2 separate regions of the Homo sapiens genome follow, and region 2 is linked to region 1. A link is a loop called in an ENCODE intact Hi-C map of the cell type or tissue named here. Cell type or tissue: CD4-positive, alpha-beta T cell. All regions are shown on one strand. Each heading gives the region's core, and the rest is flanking DNA. Links, peaks and the distances in the headings are about the cores only.

The links. A loop is a pair of places that touch in the nucleus more often than their neighbours do. Peaks named below come from ENCODE experiments on the same cell type or tissue, not always from the same donor. Only the 100,000 strongest peaks of a DNase experiment are listed, where the experiment ranks them.
Region 2: it touches region 1 in a loop (9-fold over the local background); 2 of 110 quality-filtered maps call a loop at or near these places.

Annotation. Positions count from the first base shown.
Region 1 is chr16:17,379,783-17,382,282 of GRCh38, forward strand. The region is part of intron 1 of XYLT1 (xylosyltransferase 1); the gene reads right to left. Among named protein-coding and RNA genes, the nearest start is that of XYLT1, 90 kb to the right of the region's middle. In CD4-positive, alpha-beta T cell, for the core only: no CTCF peak of the experiment used is centred there; a DNase peak (open chromatin) is centred at 1,019.
Region 2 is chr16:16,854,867-16,859,782 of GRCh38, forward strand. No RefSeq gene overlaps it. Among named protein-coding and RNA genes, the nearest start is that of NPIPA7, 480 kb to the left of the region's middle. RefSeq lists an enhancer at 2,111-2,678. In CD4-positive, alpha-beta T cell, for the core only: no CTCF peak of the experiment used is centred there; no DNase peak of the experiment used is centred there; H3K27me3 peaks cover 190 bases.

The sequences.
Region 1 (2,500 bases), core at 1-2,500:
ACACACACACACCCCTTACCTCCAGAGAGCCAGACATTCACTCTCAAGACACTTTTGAAAATACTGGTCTTTCCAAAGACCATCATTTGTATTTGTATTTGAAAGATTGCTTAGGCTGAATTCTGTAGGAAGACCTGCTGGCCTCTGATAGTTCTGGAAGAAATATGCACTTTTGTCTCCATTTTCCTTTGTGTCTGGCAACAATGCTAAGAGGTGGTTGGAGGGCTGGGAGCAGTGCCTCACACCTGTAATCCCAGCATTTTGGGAGGCCAAGGCAGGCGGATCACTTGAGGTCGGGAGTTCGAGACCAGCCTGGCCAACATGGTGAAACCCCATCTCTACTAAAAACACAAAAATTAGCTAGGCATGGTGGTGCACACCTGTAATCCCAGCTATTCGGGAGGCTGAGGCAGAAGAATCACCTGAACCCAGGAGGCGGAGGTTGCAGTGAGCTGAGATCATGCCACTGAACTCCAGCCTGGGCGACAGACCCAGAATCTGTCTCTAAATAAATAAATAAACAAATAAATAAAAATAAAAAGAGGTGGTTGGAGCGAGATGTGCCCATTTAGCAGACGAAGCAGTTGACTCTCAGTAACTCTGCAAAGTGGTTGTATATCCCATGGAAGGATATACAAGAAATTGTTAGCAATGATTCCTTTAAAGACAGAGACTGGAAAAGAAGGAGAAGTCTCCTATTTTATATCCTTTTCTCATGGGGGAATTTTGTTATCACATGCTTATACTCCTTATATTTAAAAAGCAAGTGTCATTCACAGATGGAGGGATAATAAGGTGGCTTCTCAAAAAATTAAATATAGAAAAACTAGATGTCAAATGCTATATAATCAGCAATTCCTCCTCTGGGTTCACAACCTAGTGAAAAGAAGGGGCTTGAACAGCTATTGGCATATCTGTGTTCAAAGCAGCATTACTCACAGTAGCTAAAAGGGGAAAGCTAGCCTAGTGTCCCTCCTGGAAGATCTGCGTGGATAAACCAAATGCAATACACACATACCATGGACTAGTCAGCCTTAAAAAGGAAGGAAATTCTGACACATTCCGTGACAGGGACAAACCTCAAAGACATTATTTATGCTAAGAGAAACCAGCCAGTTACAAAAGGACAAATACTGTGTGATTCCACTTATAGGAGGTACTTAGCGTAGTCAAAATCATAGACACAGAAAGAAGAATGGCAGTTTCCAGGGGCTGGGGGTGAGAGTGGACAATGAGGGGCTATACTTTGTTGTCGTTGTTTCTTTTTTTGTTTGTTTTGGCCTGCAAAGCGTTTTAGAACTTTTCAATTAATCGCTAATGTTTGAAACTCAGAAAATGTAAACAAATCTAGAGTGAGAGAAAGCTCATCAGTTGTTTGCCTGTGGATGGGGTTTGGGGAAGAGGGAGGTAGTTATTGTAAAGAGAAATAAGAAAATCCTGGGGGTGATGTTCATTATATCCAATAATTTGGGGTGATGATGTCACAGGTGGATACAGATATCAAAACTCATCAAATTTTACACTTTGAATATGCATAATTTATCACAAGCTAATTACATTTCAATAAAGCTGGACAATTTTATTTATTTCATGCTATTCAAACAAAAAAGAAAAAAAAGAACAAATAAAAGGCAACACCTTTTTTTTTTTTTTTTTTTTTGAAATGGAGTCTCACTCTGTCACCCAAGCTGGATTGGAGCGCAGTGGCATGATCTCGGCTCACTGCAACCTCTGCCTCCCAGTTTCAAGCAATTCTCCTGCCTCAGCCTCCTGAGCTGGGATTACAGGCATGCACCACCATGCCTGGCTAATTTTTGTATTTTTAATAGAGACGGGGTTTCACTATGTTGGCCAGGCTGGTCTTGAACTCCTGACCTCAAATGATCCACCCACCTCAGCCTCCCAAAGTGCTGGGAATACAGGTGTGAGCCACTGTGCCTGGTCGCAATATCTTAATAAAATAAATGGAGATTGAATTATTAATAGAAAATGTCTAACATTTTAGTTCTGACAGTCTATGAAATTGATTCTAAATCCAAGGAAACATTACAGAAGGAGAAATTAAGATTTCTAGGAATGAATTTATTTACTCAACTAACAGTGGCAATGGATGTGGGCTAACAGTGCACTTCAACTTTATCTCAGTTAATCCTCACTGCAAGCCCATGAAGCATCTGTTGGTATTTTCCCCATTGAACAGATGACAATACTGAGGCACAGAGAGGCCACCTTCCAGAATTGGGATGAGGGCAGGGATGATTCCAGAGTCCATGCTCTTACCCACTGTGCCGTGCCCCCTCCCTCAATTGTCATTGGACACCCACTATGTGCTGGGCACTCTCTTGGCTAGATTCACAGTGAGAGAAGCCACTTTGGGCCAAAAGGCTGCAAGAAGGGGCAAATGGAGATGCCGGTATTTGGGCCTCTCCATCTTTCTGGGGTGGAAAGTATCACTGCACATCATCACAGGTACACGGAGAGCTCCACGGTGGGCCCATTT
Region 2 (4,916 bases), core at 1,163-3,662, 520 kb before region 1:
ATGGGTCCAGGACTGGTTGGGGCCTGACTTGCTGATCTTTTTTGCTTTTATAATTTCAACTTTTATTTTAGATTTAGGTGGCACACACGCAGGTTTGCTACATGGATATATTGCCTGATGCTGGGTGCGATACACATGATCCAGTCACCCAGGTACTCAGCATCATACCCAGTGGTTAGTTTTTCAACCCTTACCCTCCTCCCCTTCCCCTCTAGTAGTCCCCCAGTGTCTATTATTTCCACCTTTATGTCCACGAGTATCCAGCGTTCAGCTCCCACTTGTGAATGAGAACATGCAAGTATGTCTAAGATGGTGTCTCCACTCCATGCATGCCTCCTTCTAGACAGGATCTGGCTGGCTGTGGGCAGTATTGTGGAGTTGGTAAGTTTCCTCTGTGCGAGTTTACTCTTCCTTTTCTTTCAATGTGTACCAGAGTGATGGGATTGGCTTTGGAGTAGAGATATGACTCTCTCTGGCCAGCCAAGCCTGGTACAAGTAATTTAACTCCTTGGAATCTCAGCTTCCTCATCTGTAATGTGCGGAAGATAACAGCAGCCTCACAGGACTGCCCTGACTGCAATCACAATGGAAATGAGTGGCTGTGAATTTCTTCACAGCGTCCTGATGCAAGAAAGGCCCAAAATACTTCACTCATTTTATTGATTTATTTATTTACGTATTTTTACATACATACATTTTAGGGACACCCAGGCTGGAGTGCAGTGGTGTGATCCTAGCTCACTACAACCCCAAACTCTTGGGCTCGAGCAGTCCTCTCACTTTAGCCTCCCAAGTAGCTAGGACTATAGGTTCGCACCACCATGCCCAGCTAATTTTTTATTTTTAGTAGAGACCAGGTCTTGCTTTGTTGATCAGGCTAGTCTCAAACTCCTGATCTCAAGTGATCCTCCCACTTCAGCTTCCCAAAGTGCTGGGATTACAGGTGTGAGCCACCATGCTCATCCACTTTACTTGTTTTAATCAGAGTAAATCTGGCTGTAGGCTCTCAAGAACTACAGTGTTGAGAAAATAAATCACAGATTTCTTTAGGAGCATTCCCTACCAATCCCCAAAGATATAAATGGTCTTTTAAATCCCTTATTTGGGATTTAAAAATTAGGGAGGGGGCCAGGTGCAGTGGCTCATGCCTATAATCCCAGTACTTTGGGAAGCCAAGGTGAGCGGATCGCTTGAGGTCAGGAGTTCAAGACCAGCCTGGCTAACATGGTGAAACCCCATCTCTACTAAAAATACAAAAATTAGCCGGGTGTGGTGGTGCGAGCCTGTAGTTGCAACTGCTCGGGAGGCTGAGGCATGAGAATTGCTTGAACCCCGGAGGTGGAGGCTGCAGTGAGCTGAGATTGTGCCACTAGACTGCAGTCTGGGTGACAGAGCAAGACGGTGTCTCAAAAAAAAAAAAAAAAAAAAAAAAAAAGGAAAAAACATGAGGGAGGGGCCTGGACCTCAGTCCTTGGAGTCACCAGAGTTCCTGCTGCTCTTTCTGCTCCATGATGCTCCTGAGTTTGTCCTGCTTGCTTTCTCAGCCTTTGTTCTCTCGACAGACCCAGGGCTGTTCCTCAAGACCATTGTATTTTCTTCTAGCCAGAAGTTTGACCACATGGAATTTTGCCAGTGCTGTCCAAGTCTTGGCACTGTATCCAACCACCCTGGTATCCCTGAGATCTGTGTTCAAAGACAGCCCAGTTCTAATCACCTGTGAAAACCCCAAACCTCCACACTCTTCAATGTTATGGGAGGCCAAGGCTTTACCTGCCTCCAGGCACCCCAAACCCCAACTGTCTCCCCGATCTATTTTCCTTCCTCATGAATGAGCTTATGTTTCCTAAACAAAGCTGGGATGAGTCTTATGTCCTGGAAGTCTCATAGTTTCTACTGAGTTAATATTGACTCTAGTTGTCCTCAGTAGCCAGTTTCTTCTTCACTCACACCAACAGAATGTTTAGCTACACAGGAAATGCCTAGAATAAGGCTGACATTTTGCAGCCTGCCTCATAGCTAGGGATAGCCATGTGGTTGAGTTCTGGACAAAGAGATTTAGGTAGAAAGTGTGGGTGGCAGCTTCTGGGAGCCTTCTTTAAGGGACATACCTGCCCTTTGATGTTCTTTTCTTCTTCCATCTTGCTGTCTCCTATGCAGCTGCTGCCATCTTGGACCAAGCACATGATGGTCATATCCTAAAAGATATCAGAATGGTGAGTTGGTAGGAGACTGAGTCTTTGTTTATAAGACAAGACACAGAGTGGGGAAAACCCCTTTTGTTTGGTCCAATGTCATGACAATTGAGCATCAAAGGGAAGAATCTCAAGGACCAAGGTTACCTGCTGAGCATGACCAAACCCAAGAGAGCCCACGTCCTTAATGACATCACTTACCCAGGAGCCTCCTCCCTCCAGACTCCTTCTGATGGGAGATGAGATGAGACATTTTCCCCACTGTTTAAGCCACTTTTCTTTGGATATTTTATTGCCTAAGAGCACCCTAACCAATGGGATATAAAGAAGAACAGTCTCAGAGCACAAGGGTTGTTTACTTGTTTTTCAGATGAGGCAGGGAAAATCCCTCTTGATCTTTTGAGCATCCTTCAGCAACAAGAACAAACACAAACAGGTATCTCAGTAAATGATGCCCCCATATGTAAAAAACACAGCATGGAACCTGACACATTTAAGCAGTCAGTAAAAGGTAGCTATTCTTCTTTTTCTTAGTAGCATAATGCCTCAATAAACATTGGTTTCTGATCCTATCCCCTTGAGTATCTCTCCCTTTGCTGCTAAGTTTCTCCATACCTTTACATTTATCTCCCTTCTCCCCTATTAAACCTGGCTCTTGAAAAGACTGTCAACTTGCTCTCATTGAGGTGTCAGTGATAGATAAGGCTTAATGTATGACCTCATTCCCCAAACACTATCGGCTTGTCAGTGAGATTTACATTTAATAGAGGATTAAAGCCTTAAGCCAAAGGAATGAATCTTTAATGGTGAAATTTGAGGCACCAGAAGGCTTATGAAAAACAATATTGAAGAGGGGGAGGACCTCCTTGGTGATCCCAATTTTCTGAGGCATTCTCATAAAGTTCTCCAAATTCTCCCAAATTTAAAAACGTCATGCCGTACTGCACTTCACAATTGGCAGTTGGCAGACAGATTCTGGATGAAGCTTTGTGGAACTGAACGGGAGTGGGAGGGGGAATCGTGAAATCAAAGGCACAAGAAGAGGGTGTCTCAATTCCAGAGGGAGTTGTCTGTTGAGTGGGTGAGTCAGGCTGTCTGAGCATGTGGATGGAACTTCCCTGGGGCAGCTGCCTGTGTTGAGCCACATTTGATATTGACTTAGCAGTTTCCTGCTGCTTCTTGACCTTTTTTTTGGTTGGGGCTGGTGGTTGAGCTGTATCAAGTTATCTTTCTATCCCACCCTCCCAGTTTCTTCCCTGAACCTCATCATCATCTCAGTTCTTCTCCCTGCTTGTCCTGCCCTCTACAAAGTGCCTCTTTGGCCAGGCTTCTCAAATACTGTGAGCAAGACTTGGAATCTCTCTTCTCTCCTTGCACCCACCACTGAATCTTTGGGCATCTTGGCCGGGTCCCCAGCAGTGCAGACCTGACAGGCTGCATTCTTGGTCACTGGGATTTCTTCTCTGAGCTCCAGCTTATGCTGCTTCCTTTTCAGCATCTCCTCTTGAGTATCCCACGGATTATTTATTTAGTTATTTATTTTAATTTTTTGTTGTTGTTGAGATGAAGTCTCACTCTGTCACCCAGGCTGGAGTGCAGTGGCATGATTGTGGCTCAATGAAACCTCCGCCTCACAGGCTCAAGCAATTCTCCTGCCTCAGCCTCCTAAGTAGCTGGGATTACAGGAGCCCACCACCATGCCCGGCTAATTTTAGTATTTTTAGTAGAGATGGGGTTTTGGCATGTTGGCCAGGCTAGTCCCGAACTCCTGACCTCAGGTAGTACGCCCACATTGGCCTCCCAAAGTGCTGGGCTTACGGGTGTGAGCCACCTTGCCTGGCCCTGATTATTTATTTTTTTGAGATGAGGTCTCACTCTGTCACTCAGGCTGGAGTCCAGTGGTGTGGTCATAGCTCACTGCAGCCTCGAAGTCCTGGGCTCAAGTGACCCTCCTGCTTCAGCCTCCCGAGGAGCTGGAACTGCAGGCATACTATTATTAGTGCTTGGAACACTTAGCAACATACCCAGCTACGTTGTAAATTAGAGACGAGGTCTCACTATGTTGCCCAGGCTGGTCTGCAACTTCTGGCCTCAAGCAATCATCCTGCGTCGGCCCGCCAAAGAGGGACCCCACTCCAAAGCACTGGGATTACAGGTGTGAGTCACTGTGCCCAACCCCTACTGATACTTTAAATTCAACACATGTGGGTCAATTATGTTCCATCCATCCCCTGGATGTGCTCTTCACCCACCTCCACCTTGTTCCTTCCATGGCAGATGGAGTCATTGGAACGTCATCACCTCTGGCTGGGTTTGACCAATTAGGAGGAGAAAGGAGAGAGGAGGGAGGAGTGAGGCAGGAGTGGGAGGCTGCAGTGTTCATCCCCTAAAGGTGGTCTCCGCCGGATTGTGTTCCTCCACCAAAAGCCTGCTCCTTTCTAGTGGCCTTCTGTACCTACACGACTCCCTCTTTCCAGGTCTTGGCAACTATTCCCTGTCCTTGTTCCCCCAAGCTTGGAGGCAGTGGCAGCTCCTCCACTGCTGCTGGCCTCGGGTGACTGCTCTCACCCTTGCAGTGGTTCCCTTGCGGGAGATTGGCATCACCTGGAAACACATTAAAATTGCAGACTTGGGGCTACCTCCCAGCCCTTCTGAGCTTGAAATTAGGGGTGGGGCCCAGCAGTCTGCATCTGTTTTTAATTTTTATTTTTATTTTAAGTTCTG